Linked DNA regions of Homo sapiens: region 2 is linked to region 1. Evidence: chromatin loops called from intact Hi-C (ENCODE). Cell type or tissue: GM12878. All regions are shown on one strand. Each heading gives the region's core, and the rest is flanking DNA. Links, peaks and the distances in the headings are about the cores only. Region 1 has its middle 31 kb from the start of NIPAL1. Region 2 overlaps ATP10D (ATPase phospholipid transporting 10D (putative)).

Region 1 (8,954 bases), core at 1,992-6,991:
ATGCTCAATTTCATTACCAAACAGACCAGATATCACTGCCTTTAGTCAGAAATATACTCACCTGATTGTCATTTCTCTAATCAACCAGCAGACTCCACACAATAAAAAATCCCCTTTTGAAATACTTGAATCTCTGGCTCTTTGCTAAGGTTTCATGGAATTCTGCATATAGCACAGCCTCCTGATGAGATACATAGTGTAGAATTCCACCAGTTTCTCAGCACCTCTAGTATTTTGTTCCAGAGTCCTGGTACTATTGAAATCAAGTAAGGAGAAGCCACAAGCTCCCTGATGGGTTTCTGGCTCTCTGTTACATAGCGTTGTATTCCCTGTGCTCTACTTAGCTTTGATCCATAGCTATTCTGGTGGCTGACACAACTGCTTTTAACCCTTGTCCATCAGTGAACTAGCAGGGAAACTAGCTAAAACATGTGAAGTTAACCAGCGATAGCCTGTTGAAAAGCTGTTAGTCATCAGCATTGAGGGGAATCTTTCTCCCTGTGATCCACTTTTTAATAAACCTCACAAGAAGCCTCAACCCAGAGTAAACATTTGTACATAAAGTATTTTATCTAATCTAATGTTTTTGGCCCTGGCTATACATTTACCTTCACCTGCAGAGGGTTTTAAAATCTACTTTAAAATTACCTATTCCTGTTGGGGCGGTGGCTCATGCCTATAATCTCAGCACTTTGGGAGATCTACTCAGGCAGATCACCTGAGGTCAGGAGTTCGAGACCAGCCTGGCCAACATGGCGAAACCCTGTCTCTACTAAAAATACAAAAATTAGCCGGGCATAGTGGCAGGCGCCTTTAATCCCAGCTACTTGGGAGGCTGAGGCAGGAGAATCACTTGAACCCGGGAGGCAGAGGTTGCAGTGAGCCAAGATTGCACCACTGCACTCCAGCCTGGGTGACAGAGTGAGACTCTGTCTCAAGCAAACAAACAAATTAATTAATTAACTTACCTATTCCTTAGGTCTGTCTGATTCATGCCTGGGCCCCACCTCAGACCAATTAAATAGAACATCTGAGGGTAGGATCAAGATAACAATATTTGTTAAAATCTCCCCAGATGATTTGAATATGCAACTAGGGTTGAAAACCACAGATCTAATCTAAGACCTCGCCTATTAGAAGTCACATCCCAATTTCAGAGTTCCTTTCAAAAAAAGTGCTGAAATAATGATATACACATTCTGTGGTTGTGGTTGTTCTCAATTTCTTAGATTTTGACCATCTCTGAAATAAGGTACATAATCTGCTCCCACCCTCCCCCAACAATGATAGTTATACTTTCTTGAAAAACATAGCGAATTCAACAATGTTATTAATAACATACCTAAGATATTTACATGAAAATTGACATAGAATATCTTTACGTTAGTCAGCTTGAGCTGCCATTAACACAATACCATAAACTAGGTAGCTTAAACAACAGAAATTTCCCACAGCACTGGGGGCTAGAAGTCCAAGATTAGGCACCTGCAAGTTTCCGTTCTGGTGAGGCTCTCTTCTTGGCTTGCAGATAGCCGCCTTATTGCTGTGGGGGAGCTGGGAAGGAGACTAGAGCAAGCTCTCTGGCATCTTTTTTTTTTTTTTTTTTTGAGACGGAGTCTCACTCTGTCGCCAGGCCAGAGTGCAGTGGCGTGATCTCAGCTCACTGCAACCTCCACCTCCTGGGTTCAAGCAATTCTCCTGCCTCAGCCTCCTGAGTAGCTGGGACTACAGGCTTGCGCCATCACACCCAGCTAATTTTTGTACATTTAGTAGAGATGGGGTTTCACCACGTTGGCTAGGTTGGTCTCAGTCTCTTGACCTCATGATCCACCCACCTCGGCCTCCCAAAGTACTGGGATTACAGGTGTGAGACACTGTGCACAGCCTCTGACATCTCTTCTTATCAGGGCACTAATCCCATCAAGAAGTTTCCACCCTCAGGACCTCATCTGATCCTAATCACCTCCCAAAGGCCCCATCTTAAATACCATCGAATTAGAGCTTAGGATCTCAATATAATGGATTTGGTTGGGTGAAACAAGGGACACATTCAGTCCATAACATTTTTACTGCAAGCAATTCAACTAATTCAAATAAATAAGTACATATTAGCTAAGACTTATCAAGTACTGAGACTGTTCTAAGTATCTCATACACACAATCTTATTTAATTCTAACAACTCTGTGAAATATGGGTTATCATGCCCATTTTACAGAAGAGGAGGCACAAGTTGGTGAAGAGCTTAGGAAGCTAGGAAGCAGCAAAGCTGCATTTGAGTGCTGTCCTTGGCATCCACAATAGCCATTCCTATTAGAGTCATCAGTATAATTAAGGGCTTGATAAAGATTTCTAAGTGGAATTGGATAGCCCACTAGCTGCCATCAGAAGAGTCAGCAGAAATGCAACATTTAGGAATAAGACTTAAGTCCTATTTCTTAAGACTTAAATAAAGCACTCTGATTTCTGGGGTGCTTGGTTTTAAAACCACCAATGCCTTGTCTCATATAACAAGTCTGGAAGTGGGCAACTCAGAATCAGTGCAGCATCTGAAGATCACTAGGAGGGACCAGGCTTCTATTTTTCTACTTCATAGGTGGAGCTGCCAGATTTAGCAAATAAAAACACAGGTTAGGACATCCAGTTAAACCTGAATTTCAGATAAAGAATGGAAAAAATTTAGTATAAGCATGTCCCATAAAATATTTGTAACATAGTTATGGTAATAAAGAGTCTGACTTTGTTTTCCATATTTGCTGACAACTTGCAAGCCCCAGCACACCCCTGCCCCTTCTTCCCTACACCTGGACAAGACGATAAGAAAGTCAAAGTAATTCCCTTCCTCCGTGCCAGCTGGAAGTTCAAACCACACCGGCCTCAGCCCTTTCATAAAACCCCAAGGCAGCCTGCCCTCCCCACTTGCTCAACCTATTTTCAGACCTGCTTGGGAGCCTGCCCTGTGCTCCTCAGAAAGCCTCATTATTTGAGTCATAAACCTTTTCATATCCTCTTGGGGTATGGCATCAATAATCCCAATCTTTGAACCAAATTTGGGGTAAGGGGTTCATCCATTTCTGGGGTTGATGACAATATAGAGGGTGACCACAACACATACACTAAAAAATGATTCATTATTTATCTGAAATTCAAATTTACCAGTTGTCTCATATTTTATTTGGCAACCCTGTCTCCAGGACTTCATCTTCATGCCCGTTTCCTCAGAGTCACAGATGGGTGCTCTACTTCCAGGTCCCAAAGCCATATTCCAAGCAGGAAGACACAAAAAATTTTTTCCTTCTATTAAGACCTGGGCTTTGTATTTGGGAAAGGAAGTCCTCCCCAGGCACTTCTAGCTATATCTCACTACATGGAACTTTCTCATGTGGTATGCTTGCTATGAGAGGGCCCTCAAAATTGAGTATTTTAGCCTTCCAAAACATGAAGAATAGAGAGTTGTAGGTGACTTTTGGAATATAAACCCAGTGTCCACTGGGAAGCTGTCTGTTGCCATATATTATGGGTATAATCCTTTTGAAAGTCTTCTATTTACCCGCAAGCTAGTTTTCCTCTTCCTGAAATCCTGTTAGTTAAGGGAGTTGGGGGACAAATGCCACCCTGGGAAGAATGATATGGTCCAAGGACCAGCACCTGTGTCATTATCTGAGAGCTTGTTATAAATTCAAAATCTAAAGCTCCACCACAGACCTCCTGAATCAGAATCTACATTTTAACCAGGTCCCCAGGTGACTGTATGTATTAGTGCATTAAAGTTTGAGAAGAACTGGCTTAGAAGGACCCTAGTTTTCACATTTGCCATTGGAATAGCCCAAGGACCCTTTAAAAATACCAATGACTTCCCTAGATATTTTGATTCAATTGGCCTGGGGTGCAGCCTGGGCATCAGGATTTTTTAAAGCTCCCACAAGATTTTAATAGGCAGGGACGTTTAATAACAACTGCCCTAGAACAGCGACGCTCAACCCTGGCTGCCCATTGGAATCACTTGGGGTGCTTGGTTTTAAAACTACCAATGCCTGGGTCCCCCAAGAGCAGTTAAATCAGAACTGGGGAGATGAAGGAGGATGAGAAGGTAAGACACGGGCAATGGTATTTTTGAAAAGCTGTCAGATCATTCTAGTGTGTGAAAACCACACCAGGAAGAGGAAGTGAAACACTCACATTCTCCAGCCCAGTGGTTTGCGGGCAGAAGAGGGAGAGTGATATTAGAGGGGTTAAAGATACTGCAGGGGCAGGAGGGCCAGGTAGAGGGTACTGGCAAGGGCAGGGAGGCTTGCATTCTGCCTTGTGTTCAGATTCCTGGAGGGAATTGCCCCACGAACTGTCTGGAAAGCAGCCATGGACAAACTCTGCAGCACAGCATGATTAAGCAGGGGAGTGAGGGTAGAGGCAGGAGTGCAAAATTGTAAAGTTTTAGCTTTTTGAGCTATTCTCAGTCCCTGTGTGGTATGGACAGGACCCAGAAGCTCCCACATGTGCTCAAGATGGTCCTCTGGAAGCAGCTGAGTTGAATCATTTCCCAAAGAAATGACATGGCACTCACCCTTCAAGAGCAAGGTGACCTGCAGCCCAGGCTGAGGGGCCAATGAAGACTGTGGCAGAGTCTAAACTTACACCATAAGCCTGCAGTGCCAGCAAGAGCTGGGGTGAGGTCAAATCAGCCAGGGAGAACTCCTGTGCCCTAGCCAAGTCAGGAAAGACCAGTCCACACCAGTCACCAGCTCCACCTGCAAAAGCTAGCTGGATAAGCAGCAACTAGGATGATAAGAAATGTTGTGGAGATCAGAGGTGCCAAGAGACACTGCTCCAATACAAACAGCCCTTCCCCTTCACTTCACCGCTGTGAGGTCACCTTGCCAGGGCTGAGAGTCACAGTCTGCATTGGAAGGGCTACTAATTGCTAGCTGTTAGCATCCACTCCAGTGGGTCTGTGTCTGTGTCAAATCAGTTAATTATGTTGAATGTCACTCCTAGATAAAGTTCCCCCTTTCCCTGCTCTACTCAGATGCTGTGTTGGGCAGAAACAGAAAAGGAGAAGCAAGACCTGAGAGCCTATCCATTTTACTGAATGAGAATATTTTCATCATTGCACTAAGCTAAAGTTATAGGGTTAAAATCAATCAAGTTTCGCCAGCCCTACCCAGCCAGTAGGGACACATGAGGAAATCTACAGAAGTTACAGGCAAAATAAAAGAGCTACAGCTTGTCTGTACATCTAACAGTAGTGTGAGGAAACTTCCATTCCTGCTGTAGACGTAAGGATAATCTGCTTCTTCTATGAAGTATTCTTCTTCTTCTTCTTCTTCTTCTTATTATTATTATTTGAGATGGAGTCTCGCTCTTTCACCCAGGCTGGAGTGAAGTGGCATGATCTAGGCTCACTGCAGCCCCCGCCCCTCAGGTTCAAGTGATTCTCCTGCCTCAGCCTCCTGAGTAGCTGGGATTGCAGGCGCCTGCCACCACGCCTGGTTAATTTTTGTATTTTTAGTAGTGATGGGGTTTCACCACGTTGGCCAGGCTGGTCTTGAACTCCTGACCTCAGGTGATCCACCCGCCTTGGCCTCCCAAAGTGCTAGGATTGCAGGTATGAGCCACCGCGCCCAGCCCAAAGTATTTATCTGTTTATAAAATATGGATTTGTATTTCTCCATAGATGTATTCAGGTGTCTTTTTTTTCTATCAATCTGATATTAGTCCCTAACATAGTGTATTTTTCTTTGTCTATTTAAACAGAGAAAGGGAGATACAGAAAGTTGTGTGTAAACCCAAATTGTTCTGAAAAAAGTAAGATCTATACCAAAAAGAAGAAGGACAATGACCAGCTGAGGTTGTCACGTGGAACTAGATGAAAAAACAGCCCATTGCTCTATAGAAATGCAATGGGTTGGCCCAGAATCCCGAGAGGAGGCTGCCTACCAGATTGGATCTCACATCTCTGGAAAATGAAGCTTCTGGGTGATCCCACTACTTTTATTTAACTGGGTCATGCCATTAATACTTACTTAGCTCAGCTCTATGCCAGGCCCTGTCCTAGGACCTAGAGATGCAACAGTGAATGCAACAGACAAAAATACCTGCCCTCACAAATGTTACAGTTGAAAGAGAGTGGGGATAAAAGACAGACAGTAGACCAAAGAAATAGGTAAAAAAAAAATGTGTATGATTTGTTATATAATGTTAAGAGCTATAGAGAACAATGATACAGAGAAGGGAGACAGGGAATGCCCACGTGGGGTTGCGATTTTAATCGGAGGTGGTCAGAGAAAGCTTCAAGGAGAGGGCGACAGTTGAGCAACGACCTGGAGGAGATGGGGAAGTGAGACATGTATCCAGAAACATTGCCAGCAAAGGGAACAGCAGCAGGTGCAAAGGCCCTGAGATGAAAGGGACTGGCTGGCATGTGCAGCGGGCAGCAGGAAGGCCAGGGGCCGCATGGATGAATGGGAGAGTAGCAGGAGGTGAGCTCAGTGAGGTTGTAGATCCAGGTACAGAGAGGAAGCCGAGCACATTGCTCCAATCCAAGCAGATTCTTCAACTTCATCTTCAGCTTTCCCAGACAGCTCCATGAGGTGGAAGCCACCAAATCCACCACTGCTTGCACTCAAGGAAGGTACCTGCATAGGATTGTCAGCTTTTTCTTAAGATTTTCATATATTGTTAAGGCTGTCTAATTTTGAGAAAATTTGCCCCCAGATCACTTCAAAATGTTAAAGTACTAGAGAAAACAGAACCTGGCCAACCGGCACTAAATATTGACAACATTCTCCCAACTTACTCATCATGTTTGAGCTAATTTGCATTAGAAAAACAAAGGTCATAGCTGAAGCATTCCAGTTTGTTACTAGAGAAGATGGTGGGGCCAGGTGCAGTGGGTCACACCTGCAATTCCCACACATTGGGAGGCCAAGGCAGGCAGATCACTTGAGGCCAGGAGTTCGAGACCAGCCTGGCCAACACAGTGAAACCCCCGTCTCTACCAAAAAATACAAAAGTTAGCTGGGTGTGGTGGCACACGCCTATAATCCCAGCTACTCTGGAGGCTGAGGTAGGAGAATCACTTGAACCCAGGAGGCAGAGGTTGCCAAGATCACACCACTGCACTCCAGCCTGGGCAACAGAGTGAGACCTTGTCTGAAAAAAAAAAAAGAAAGAAAGAAAGAAAAAGAAAAGAAAAGAAAAAAAAATAAAGAAGAAAAGAAAAGATAAGATAAGATGATGGACTGCATGGAAAATGGCCAGAAAGCAAGAGGGGAATTGGGAAAAGACGAGCATTTGGTATTTGTTGATTATCATTCCAGCATTTATCACTCCCCTTTCCAGACCCTCTGAATGGCTCTCATTTTCTATTTTCAAGGTAAATGGATTTCAGCTGTGGCTCTTGAGGAAACATGTGCCCAAGTCCAAACCAGTCAAAGCATTCCATATCCCTAGCTACAGAGATTTGTTCCTGGAGGGCGTGTGGATCTGATCCAGTCAGAGAGAACCTCAGGACTCTGGTGGAAATGCTGGGATAGAGACGTTCTCTCCCTCTGGATAGTATAGTATGTCAAGTTAAGGTATGTGACCACAACATCCACTTTTCATCTGGGAGGGGTGGAAGAGGAGGCAGCCTGAGACATGAGAAATGGAGCTGGAAGGATGATAACAGGGTGAATGTCTGTACCCCTGGACTTCACAGTCACAGGGTCTAATGATACCCCTTTTAGCCTTAGAACTGTTAACATTTTGAGCTGGATAATTCTTTGTTGTGGGGGTATGTGCTCTTTGTAGGATGTTTAGCAACATCACTGGTCTCTACTCACTAGATGCCAGTAGCACACCCTGCCTGGTAGTAATAACCAAAAATGCCAGTTCAAATTGGATTTTGTTTTGTCTTGTTTTGAAAGTGGCATGGAGCTACCCTGCCTCCAGAGAGGTATGATTCACCCACTTTGTCTCCCTTCAACTAGCTGGGGTGTGGCTCCAGAGGAAAAGAGAGGCTCAAGTGCCCATCTGAAGATGAACCCCAGGCCAATTGGAGGGGGTGGTTGGAGACAGCTTCTCTCTCTCTGCTGCCAAACATGGGGGCAGTTGAGGCTCTTCACTCATCACGTCTTGGATCCCACCATAGAGGGTTCAAGGCCAGTAGTAAAGGGGACATGCAAACCAGAACCAAGCACCAGTCCCGACAATATGTGGGGTGAAAAAGGCTTGGCTGGATATGCACATCAGGGAATCAGCTTGCTGGACTGGCCAAAATTAAATCCTCATGGGTCGCTTTGTAGCCAACAGTAAGTGGCTGATTGGTTGTGTGTGGCCCAGCATATATCCCTCCAGATTCAGAAATCCTACTGGATACAGAAGAGTTTTGAATCTTTTTTTATGCTACAGATCTCTTTAGAAGTCTAGGGAAGGCTTTATACTCCTTCTTGGAATAATTTTTCTGTTTTTTTTCCTTTTTTTGAGACAGGTTATTGCTCTGTTGCCCCAGCTGGAGTGCTATGGCACAAACAGTTCACTGCAGCCTTGACCTTCTGGGCACAAGTGATCCTCCTATCTCAGCCTCCTGAATAGCTGGGACTACAGACGTGTACCACCATGCCTAGCTGGAATAATGTTTTTTTTTTATTATTATACTTTAAGTTTTAGGGTACATGTGTACATTGTGCAGGTTAGTTACATATGTATACATGTGCCATGCTGGTGCGCTGTACCCACTAACGTGTCATCTAGCATTAGGTATATCTCCCAATGCTATCTCTCCCCCCTCCCCCGACCCCACCACAATCCCCAGAGTGTGATATTCCCCTTCCTGTGTCCATGTGATCTCATTGTTCAATTCCCACCTATGAGTGAGAATATGCGGTGTTTGGTTTTTTGTTCTTGCGATAGTTTACTGAGAATGATGGTTTCCAATCTCATCCATGTCCCTACAAAGGACATGAACTCATCATTTTTT
Region 2 (8,798 bases), core at 1-5,000, 540 kb before region 1:
ATACTATAATTAGAAATAATGTAATTTTACATGAGAATATTTGATTATTTAAAATTTTATATATTAATCGCATTATATAGTTGGAGCCAATGATTGGACATGTTGAGAAAATTTTAAAACATTCTTTGAACTTTACTTTTTTCTCTGAAAAATGAAATGAAATTCCACATCAAGTGAAAACTAAATTAAATGGCATGTGGAAGTATTTTGTAAACAGTAATTATTATTAAAGTGTTAGTACTTACCAAGCAATGCTTGATTTATGTTTCTTCAATTCTGATCTTAGCTGATTTCATACCTAAAATTGAAAGCTTGTAGATTTTAGAACTTTAATTACAGGTTTTATAATCTGTGAGTAAATGAAATATTGGATGGGAAAATTAATATCTAGCATCATGCAGGCCTGCTTTACAGAAGCACTAGAGTATTCCAGAGTATTACATAAAAGTAATACATTTTCCTTCCAAAACTTTAACTTAATTTTTTAAGATTGTAAATCAATACCTCTAAGGACAGCAGATTACTGAGGATAGTAGAGTATCTAGATCTAAAACATTCTTTCTTGGGTTATGTGATCATCATTGAACTTCAAGCACCTGGTTGTCTATGTGGTTTTACAAAGTTTGTTTTTGTTAATTCTCAAGACAGGGTTCCTATGGTTGGCAGAGCATCAGGTCAAAAAAACATGAGACCAGTTGGTTTATTAGCAGAAAACTCTGAAAAATTATCTCTTTGAGGAATGAGCTAAATCTTAGAATTATGAATGATGTTTCTAAAAATGCTGCCCATCATGTTCTTTATTAGAGCTTTTGTCTACTAGATTGCTGGACTTTCTCTTAGTAACAGTTGAGAAGAGAATATTGCTATCCTCAGTTAGTTAGTTGCCTAGAAGCCTCCCCCATTAAATGAAGAGCAGACTTACTAAAGCAGAGTGTGACCAGGTGGTGCAGTATGAGGTGCAGTTTAAGAAATTAAACATAGATGAATAATTGATACAGTTGTTAGTATCAATACTGTGCACACAAATTCTCAGCTAATATTTATGAATAAATATTATAGAGAGAACACTTTGTAAAAAGTCACAATGGTAGTTAACCCTTACTTAGGACTTACTATGGGTCAAACAAGTGCTAAGTGCTTTTTATATATTAACTCATTGAATCCTCATAGCAACCCTTTGAGCAAGTAAAGCTGGCAAATTGGGGTGCCAGAAATTGACATTGGCCTCTGGCTCCAGAACCTGTGCTCTTTATCACTCTATGCTGCTTACAGGTTTTAGAAATACACTAGAAGAGAAAATAATGCCCTCTTGAAAGAGTCTTTCAGGCCTGGAGAAGCAGATTCCTGCTCTTAATAAAGGTGAATGATACAATCACAAGCTAAAAGTGAATGCTTCTGTTTTCTCAAAATTAGATCTTACACTCCTACTTCTAATGGCAGAAAAGCCAGATTGAGCCATGCAAAAGGAAATGGGATGTCTTTATGTTCTTTTCTATAAAATTCAGTGATCAACAGACATTTATATATCATCTAACTTTGGCCAAGCACTGGACAGATGCATAGAGAGGAATTAGGTATGTTCCCGACTTTGAAGAATAAAGCCATCTGTAACACACTATGGCAAGTGCATATGAGCCATGCTCAGGGTTCTAATGGGAGCAGAGCAGAGAACACCTTATGGTGTCTGTTGTGTGGATCCCTCCCAATCTCCCTCATTCCGTGGTCAAGCTAAAACAGTCTCAAGGATGAATAGAGGCTGGTGTGGTGAGTGGGTGATATGGTTAACCAGCCCTCCAGAAAGAGAGGGCAGCATTTGGAGAGGTGCAAAGTGTACACTATGCTTTGCAACCTCCTTAACTCATTGGGAGTACTAACTAAATTACATATTCATAGACCCCATTCCAGATCCTCTAAATCAGAATCTCCAGGGGAGAGGCTTTGGAGACTGTGACTAACAGGGGCCCCAAGTGATTCTTATCAGGGGGTCTTGGGCAACAGAGGACAAGTGGAATACAGTTCGTTCATGAACATTGTTGGGATGAGTTTTGGAGAGAATGGTGAAGAATGAGATTAGGTAGTATGAAGGTCACTTTATGTCATGCCTGTCTTTTTGATTGTTCGGTTTTCTGTTTGTATCCTACCTAATGCTGCTACTTCTCAGGCATTAATAGGTACATTGAACTGAGCATTTACTTGGACAACTTTAAATTGAAAGCTTTGGACCTAAGCCCAATGTATAAGATTCCCACCCTTGACTTATCTGTGGCTTGAGAAACACTTAAACAGGAGAGTGGGGAAGAGGATGAGCATTGTTTATTTATAGCATGTCCCTTGACTATTAATCGTGTTTCATTTTATTTGTTAGAAGACTGAGTAGCTACTAAGTAGTACAGCTAATATTTGAGCCTGGACTTACAGAGTAGAAGAAATGTGATTTGTCAAAAAGTGGTGAGCAAAGTGCTCATTCCTTCATTTAAAACGGGTGAACTGCAAAATGCAGGGTTGGAGTCAAGGTCCATAGTAACCTCTGTTACCATATGAAGATGTGTGCCCACCATTCCCTTGATTCTTTTAAGAAAAACCAATTATCAATATTTTATGTGAATTTATCTCTATTTTAAAATCTTGCTTTTATATGTGTGTGTGTATACATGTATTTATGTTTATAAAACAAAACCATGTGCTTGCCGACACTCTGATACAAAATAAGTCATTGGGTAGAATTTTGCTGTAGGACTAATGGTTTGTGACCACTGTGTTAAATCATCTCTGAAGTCTAAGCCTTAAGATATTATGATTTGTGATAACGCTTGATGAGGTATGACTTACTGATTTGCTTTCCTATCATATCTTAAAGAAATTTTCCTCAATATTTATGTGGAGCTTTATTAATAACAGAGGCTTCTCCAAGTACTAACATACTTTTAACTTTGTTGGAAGTGACAGAGAAAGAGTGAAAGGCTCTTTCCTGACTACTGTGGGCACAGTGCTGCCCTCCCCTGAGCCTTCTTGTCCAACTGCTGTCTTTCAGTAATTTTCTACCATAAGATTCTGTTTTCTTCTTCTTTTTTAAATCTGATATTTTCAAACATTGAAAATATTATTTCTTTTTATTCGTTTACAAAAACATCCACTGAAATAAAATAATTTAAAAGATCTTTATAAATATTTTATCTTTAGCTCTCTGTAGAACAAATACCTATTTCTATAGGAAAAGCTTTCTGTGTATAACATTATTGACTGAGGGAGAAAGGGTTGTAAGGGGAAAATTTTGTTTTAAAAACTTTTGAATTGACAAATACAAATTGTATGTATTTATGGTGAAGAATGTGATGTTTTGATATGTGGATGTATTGTGGAATGGCTAGCTCAAGGTAATTAACATATGTATTACCTCACATACTTTTTATTGTGGTGAGAACACTTTAGGTCTACTCTCTTAACAATTTTCAAGTGTACAACATATTGTTACTGTATTAACCATAGTCATCGTAATATACAATAGATCTCTTCAACTTATTACTCCTTTGTAGCTGAAATTTTGTATTCTGTAATAGTCTGTTTTCTGCATTTGGGGTTGTGGATCTATTTAGGAACATGGATCTATCCATTTCCATGTATAATTTCAGCTTTGTGTGAAGCCACACACTATCAGTATCTTTTTACCAACATGTACACTAACATTAGTGGATCTTGAAACTAATTCAATGCATCCTAACTAGTACTAATATGAGAGAGAGAAGAAAGAAGATCCCTGTATGCATTGCAGGTGGTAAGGGTAAGAAATATTTCATAGAACTTTTGTTTCAGGGGTGTGTGTGTGTGTGTGTGTGTGTGTGTGTGTGTGTGTGTAAATTCTACTTTGCATCATAGAATGTATTTCTTACTGGGAGAGCAGTTAACGCATTTCAAAAGCCTCTGATCTAGGATGACTAAATAGATCCTTGGTCATTCCTGCCTAGTATAAGAGTTTAAATTTTAAACTAGCAATTTGAAAGGATTTTCATCATATGTTAATTACCTCCAAGCCTAGGCTTTTCTCCTCAGTCATTTCAAAGCACTTCTCTGTCTAGCTTAAATCTGTCCTCTGATCCAAGGGTCACTTTTCAGGAGAATGACAGTGCTGAAGAGAGAGTTCTTACAAAATGATGAGCTGCCCAGCCTTGGAGAGTAGGAGAGAGACTCTTGTAGGCTCTAGAAGGGGGCCATGGAGGGCAGTGAGCCAGCCCTAATTCTATCTTCACCAAAATTCCTTGAAAATGAAAAGAAGGAATAAAGGAGAAAGGCAATGTGGGAGTAAATAGAGAATCTCATGTACATTTAAAGATATTGAAAAGTCCTAAAGAGAAGGAGACCTAGAAATACTTTTGCAATGAAATGTTTTGCAGTCGTTATGGGCTTGTTTCTTAGGAACTGAGTGACTTGGGGAAAGATGTAGTTCTTGTCTGGGTTGTGGAATAAAAAGCTGATTGTTTCTGTGAACCAGTAAGTATGTTTGCTAGCGTGAGGTTATTAGTCAGACACACCACAAATTAGCAGAAGTTAACACCTCCTGTATTTGTTTCATGTTTGTTTAGTTAGTCCTGTTTGGACTCTCAAGAAATTGTATTTCAGAATTTAAAAAGGGAAGTGAGATTTAGATTGTTGTATGAGATTGTGGACACTAGAGGGATAAACATTCTTATGTCTTAGTAAGAATTTAATGGCAAGTGAATGCTTCCTTTTAAAGTTTCCAGAAATAAATCAAATTGTGCTGATTTCAACCTTTTAAAAAAAGTCACATTTGTCATAATGGTAACCTAATGTGCATTATGTGAAACTAATGAAAAGCACTTAGTATTTATGTTCAGTATTTTCTGTTATCTATTGATTCACTTATAAAGCACTATCTTATGTTCTTATTCTGGGGGAGAGTTCTAGATATGTTATGAACTACATTAATAACTCAAGCTGCCATTGTGAGCAGCCAGTTAAAAGAACCAAGCCACTTTTGTATGCTTGGTGAAGTAAAAACCAGCTTTTCAAATATACTTCGGAGGCAGACTTTTAAAAAATTATATTGAAGAGATAGTAAATGTTATTTTGGCCAGTCAATCTTCATTGATTTAGTTATCTATAAATAAATATTTTAGAGGCCAAAATCCAAAAGAACTGTTTTTTTTTCTTGTTCCTATTATTAGTATAAAACCGATGAGGCTGACATGAATATTTTCTCTCATGATAAGACGGGCTATCTATTGTGGGTCCAATATCCAGGCACAACTACATATACTCAGAGGCTGTTGTTCTTCCCATCAAAAGTGATTGTCTGCCTGTAATCCCAGCTATTCAGGAGGCTGAGGCATGAGAATTGCTTGAACCCCTTTCTTTCCTATTTTTGTTTTGATTAACAAACTCACATTTTGTTTTGATTAACAAACTCCAGGTAGGGCTGCATTTCTTGGAAAATAAGGAAACCTTAGAAATAAGGAAAATAAGGGAATATGTTATCAGTTTGATTTTGTTTTGTAGCAAAGCACCCCAAAACTTAATGACATAACATTTATTGATTCATAATTTGATGGGTGGGCAAGTCGGGCTGAGCTCAGCTGAGACATCTTTATTCTAATTTGTGCCTTCTGGGCACACTCGCTTGTTAGTGGTCAGTTGGCAGTCAGTGGTGTTATTTATGTATTTATAGAGGCTATGGTGGTAAATGGGGCAACTGAGGCATGTGGTGTGGGCTACAGTGGTTCCTAGAACAGTGAGAGAGAATAAGCTCCAGTGAACAAGCACTTTTCAAGCCTCTATTTGCTGTCTTGTTTACTAGTGTTACATTAGCTGAAGCAAGGCACATGGCCAAGCCCAGACACCACAGGTAGAGAAAGACTCTACCTCTTGATTGGCAGAGAGTTATGCTTGCAGAGATAGGAAGAATTTGTGGGCATTTTTGTAATCCACATAGAATGGGTTTTTTTGATGTCCTATGATTTATCAGACTTTATGCTATGTGACTTACCTGTTATTCATTTAGTCCTCAAAACAATTTCCTGACATGCCTGGCATTATGCCCATTGCAAAGATGATAAAACTGATGATCAGAGAAGTTAAGAGACTTGCACAAATTAAGCCCAAATTGTTTGCTTCAAGTTATGGAATGGCCTTTTAGGTGCTGTCTCTTGTTAAGCAACATGATCAGATGCTTAGCCCATGAGGCAGAAGATGTATGCTTTATTTGGTTAAAATGGAGTTCTAAAGACTACTTTTACTTTCTCCCTTACATGTTGAACCATTGGGTCATATATTTATTTGGTATAGAAAAAATATTAAAATTTCACTATCTTTGAGACGTTTCAGAAGCTCATGGAAGTGTGGTTTTTGTTTGTTTGCCAGGTCAGCTACACAACCTGGATCTTACCACAGTTTGGATATGACTGAGGCTCTCCAATGGGCCAGATATCACTGGCGACGGCTGATCAGAGGTGCAACCAGGGATGATGATTCAGGGCCATACAACTATTCCTCGTTGCTCGCCTGTGGGCGCAAGTCCTCTCAGACCCCTAAACTGTCAGGAAGGCACCGGATTGTTGTTCCCCACATCCAGCCCTTCAAGGATGAGTATGAGAAGTTCTCCGGAGCCTATGTGAACAATCGAATACGAACAACAAAGTACACACTTCTGAATTTTGTGCCAAGAAATTTATTTGAACAATTTCACAGGTACTGTTTTATTTTTGAAGAAAACCTTAGAATATCATTCTAGTTGATATATAACATATTTTTCATTTTCATAACCCTGTATATTACTTAAACCTAAGACATGTGACATCATCCTTGACAATTTTGATACAAATCTGTTGTGGAATGATGACTCCTCCCATTCACGTAGCACTTTCCAATTGGAAAGGTGTTTTCTCTTTACCAGAAAAGATATTGTAATTCACATATTATAGGTTAGGAAATGACTTGACTGTGGTTTAGCCAATGTCATGCCAATGTCAAGTAGCAGACCAGGGGCTGCCTCTGGGGGTCTTCTTACTCTTGCTTTAGTGTTCTTTCCATGAAACCACGCGCATTTTAATTTCAAATTTTTCTTACTGATAATAGGAGGAAATAGAGCTCTGAAGCCAGTGCAGATGTCAGATGTTTAGGTGAAACAGTGACCTAATTCAACTTAATATCTCATTCATGGACAATCTCCTGTGAGTTTAGGCACTGAAGGAAATGGAAGTGTGAGTGCCACTCCTCTCCTTGTGGAGTTTGCAGTTGTGCTAGGGAAACACAATATATACATATATAAAACAAAAAGACATAGGGAATGCAATGAGTGTTATAAAGGGCTGTCAAATAGAATGAAAGCCTCAAAAAGAGAAATAATAATGGTAACTGGAGCAATAGAAGGGGAAGTGACATTTGACTTAATAACAGAGGGTGGGTGAGATATTCAAAGCAGAGGTGTGAGCAAAGCATATTTCAGATGGAGGAAGGAGTATGAATAATGGCATAAAGGCAGTAGCATAAAAGGCTTGCTTGAAGCCTGGGAAATAGTGTTCTCTGACTTACATGTAACATCTGTGCTGAGGAGCAACAGGAAGTAAAGTCAGAAAGATAGATGTGACCCAGGAAAGAGGTCTTGCTATCAGGATAAAGAGTTGAGGGCCAAGTCTGCAGGCACAATTACCATGCTTACGTCAGTATTTCACTATGGAAGCAGTGTGGTGGGTAGATGAAAAGACTTAGAGATGATGGCAGAGAAAACATTTAGGAAGACATTGTATATATCCCAGTGAATTGTAATGGAGACCTGACCTTGGAACAATGTGGGAATGAAAAGAAGGGTGATCTCTTACAGATACTGTGGATTTAGTGTAAGACATTCAGTGAAAGGAGTAAAAAAGATGATGTGAACATGTTGAGCTGTGATGACCAGAAGTACTAACAGAAAAATGAAAAACAAGAGTAAAAAGAACCTTGGCTGGAAGAGTATTTTGTTTTTGTAAATGTATTCAAGACGCCAATGCAAGTAAAGAGATTCTCCATATTCTTTAGTCATTCCACATACATTCATTCTCATCATTCATTCTATATATGTTCCATATGCATTTATTAAATAGTGGCTATGTTTAAAGGACAGATTTGAATTTGTTGAATTAATGGCTATGTAGCCCTATGTGTGTTTCATTCTTTTATGGAGTTTGGAATCTAGTGTACCCAATGGAATAAAAACCTGAAACAGAGTTCAAGGTTAGAGCTATAGGTTTAGATGTGGTCCACCTGGAAAGAATTGAAGCCACAGAGTAGCAGAAAGGGTTAAGAAAGAAATTTTCAGAGTAAAAAGATTTGGAGGTGACAAAAAAGAAGTATATATAGATTATTCTTTTGAGAAGTTTCATGGTCAATGGAAAAATATGTTATCAAAATGTAATGGCAGGATTAAGATTTTGTTTCTCCTTTAAGGAAAAGGGTGTCTTGAACTTACCATATGGCCCAAAATTAGGGACCCATGGAGAAGTATTTGAATATATAAAGTAGAAGAATGGAAGAAGTTCCTGAAGAAGGTGGTTCTGAATAGCATAAAAGAAGAAATAGAAGAGTTAGTCACAAGAGAAAAGAAATAGGCTTTTCTACTCAATTTTGAGGCTTGTTTAAATCTAATGTTTGGATGTACAAAAGGCTAGAGGGTTGATCTTTATTTTGTTAATTAATTTTTATACCACATGAACTCTGAATTTCTTCTAAATTTTTATGAACTTTTAAAAAGAAAATAGTATTTTCTCTTGTGCTTTTTTCTATTTTTTTATTGTGCTCAAGACCGTCCC

What was found. Hi-C counts contacts between places; a loop is a spot of excess contacts. Peaks named below come from ENCODE experiments on the same cell type or tissue, not always from the same donor. Only the 100,000 strongest peaks of a DNase experiment are listed, where the experiment ranks them.
Region 2: a loop joins it to region 1, with 3 times the contacts of the local background. A loop is called at or near these places in 1 of 110 quality-filtered maps.

What each region holds. Positions count from the first base shown.
Region 1 is chr4:48,043,343-48,052,296 of GRCh38, forward strand. No RefSeq gene overlaps it. Among named protein-coding and RNA genes, the nearest start is that of NIPAL1, 31 kb to the left of the region's middle. RefSeq lists an enhancer at 4,291-4,490. In GM12878, for the core only: no CTCF peak of the experiment used is centred there; a DNase peak (open chromatin) is centred at 4,159; H3K4me3 peaks cover 852 bases; H3K27ac peaks cover 2,968 bases.
Region 2 is chr4:47,506,132-47,514,929 of GRCh38, forward strand. It overlaps ATP10D (ATPase phospholipid transporting 10D (putative)), which reads left to right. Exons shown (of 23, transcript NM_020453.4): 2 at 6,373-6,699. The coding sequence starts at 6,410. Among named protein-coding and RNA genes, the nearest start is that of ATP10D, 25 kb to the left of the region's middle. In GM12878, for the core only: a CTCF peak has its summit at 2,988; a DNase peak (open chromatin) is centred at 4,540; H3K4me3 peaks cover 534 bases; H3K27ac peaks cover 1,034 bases.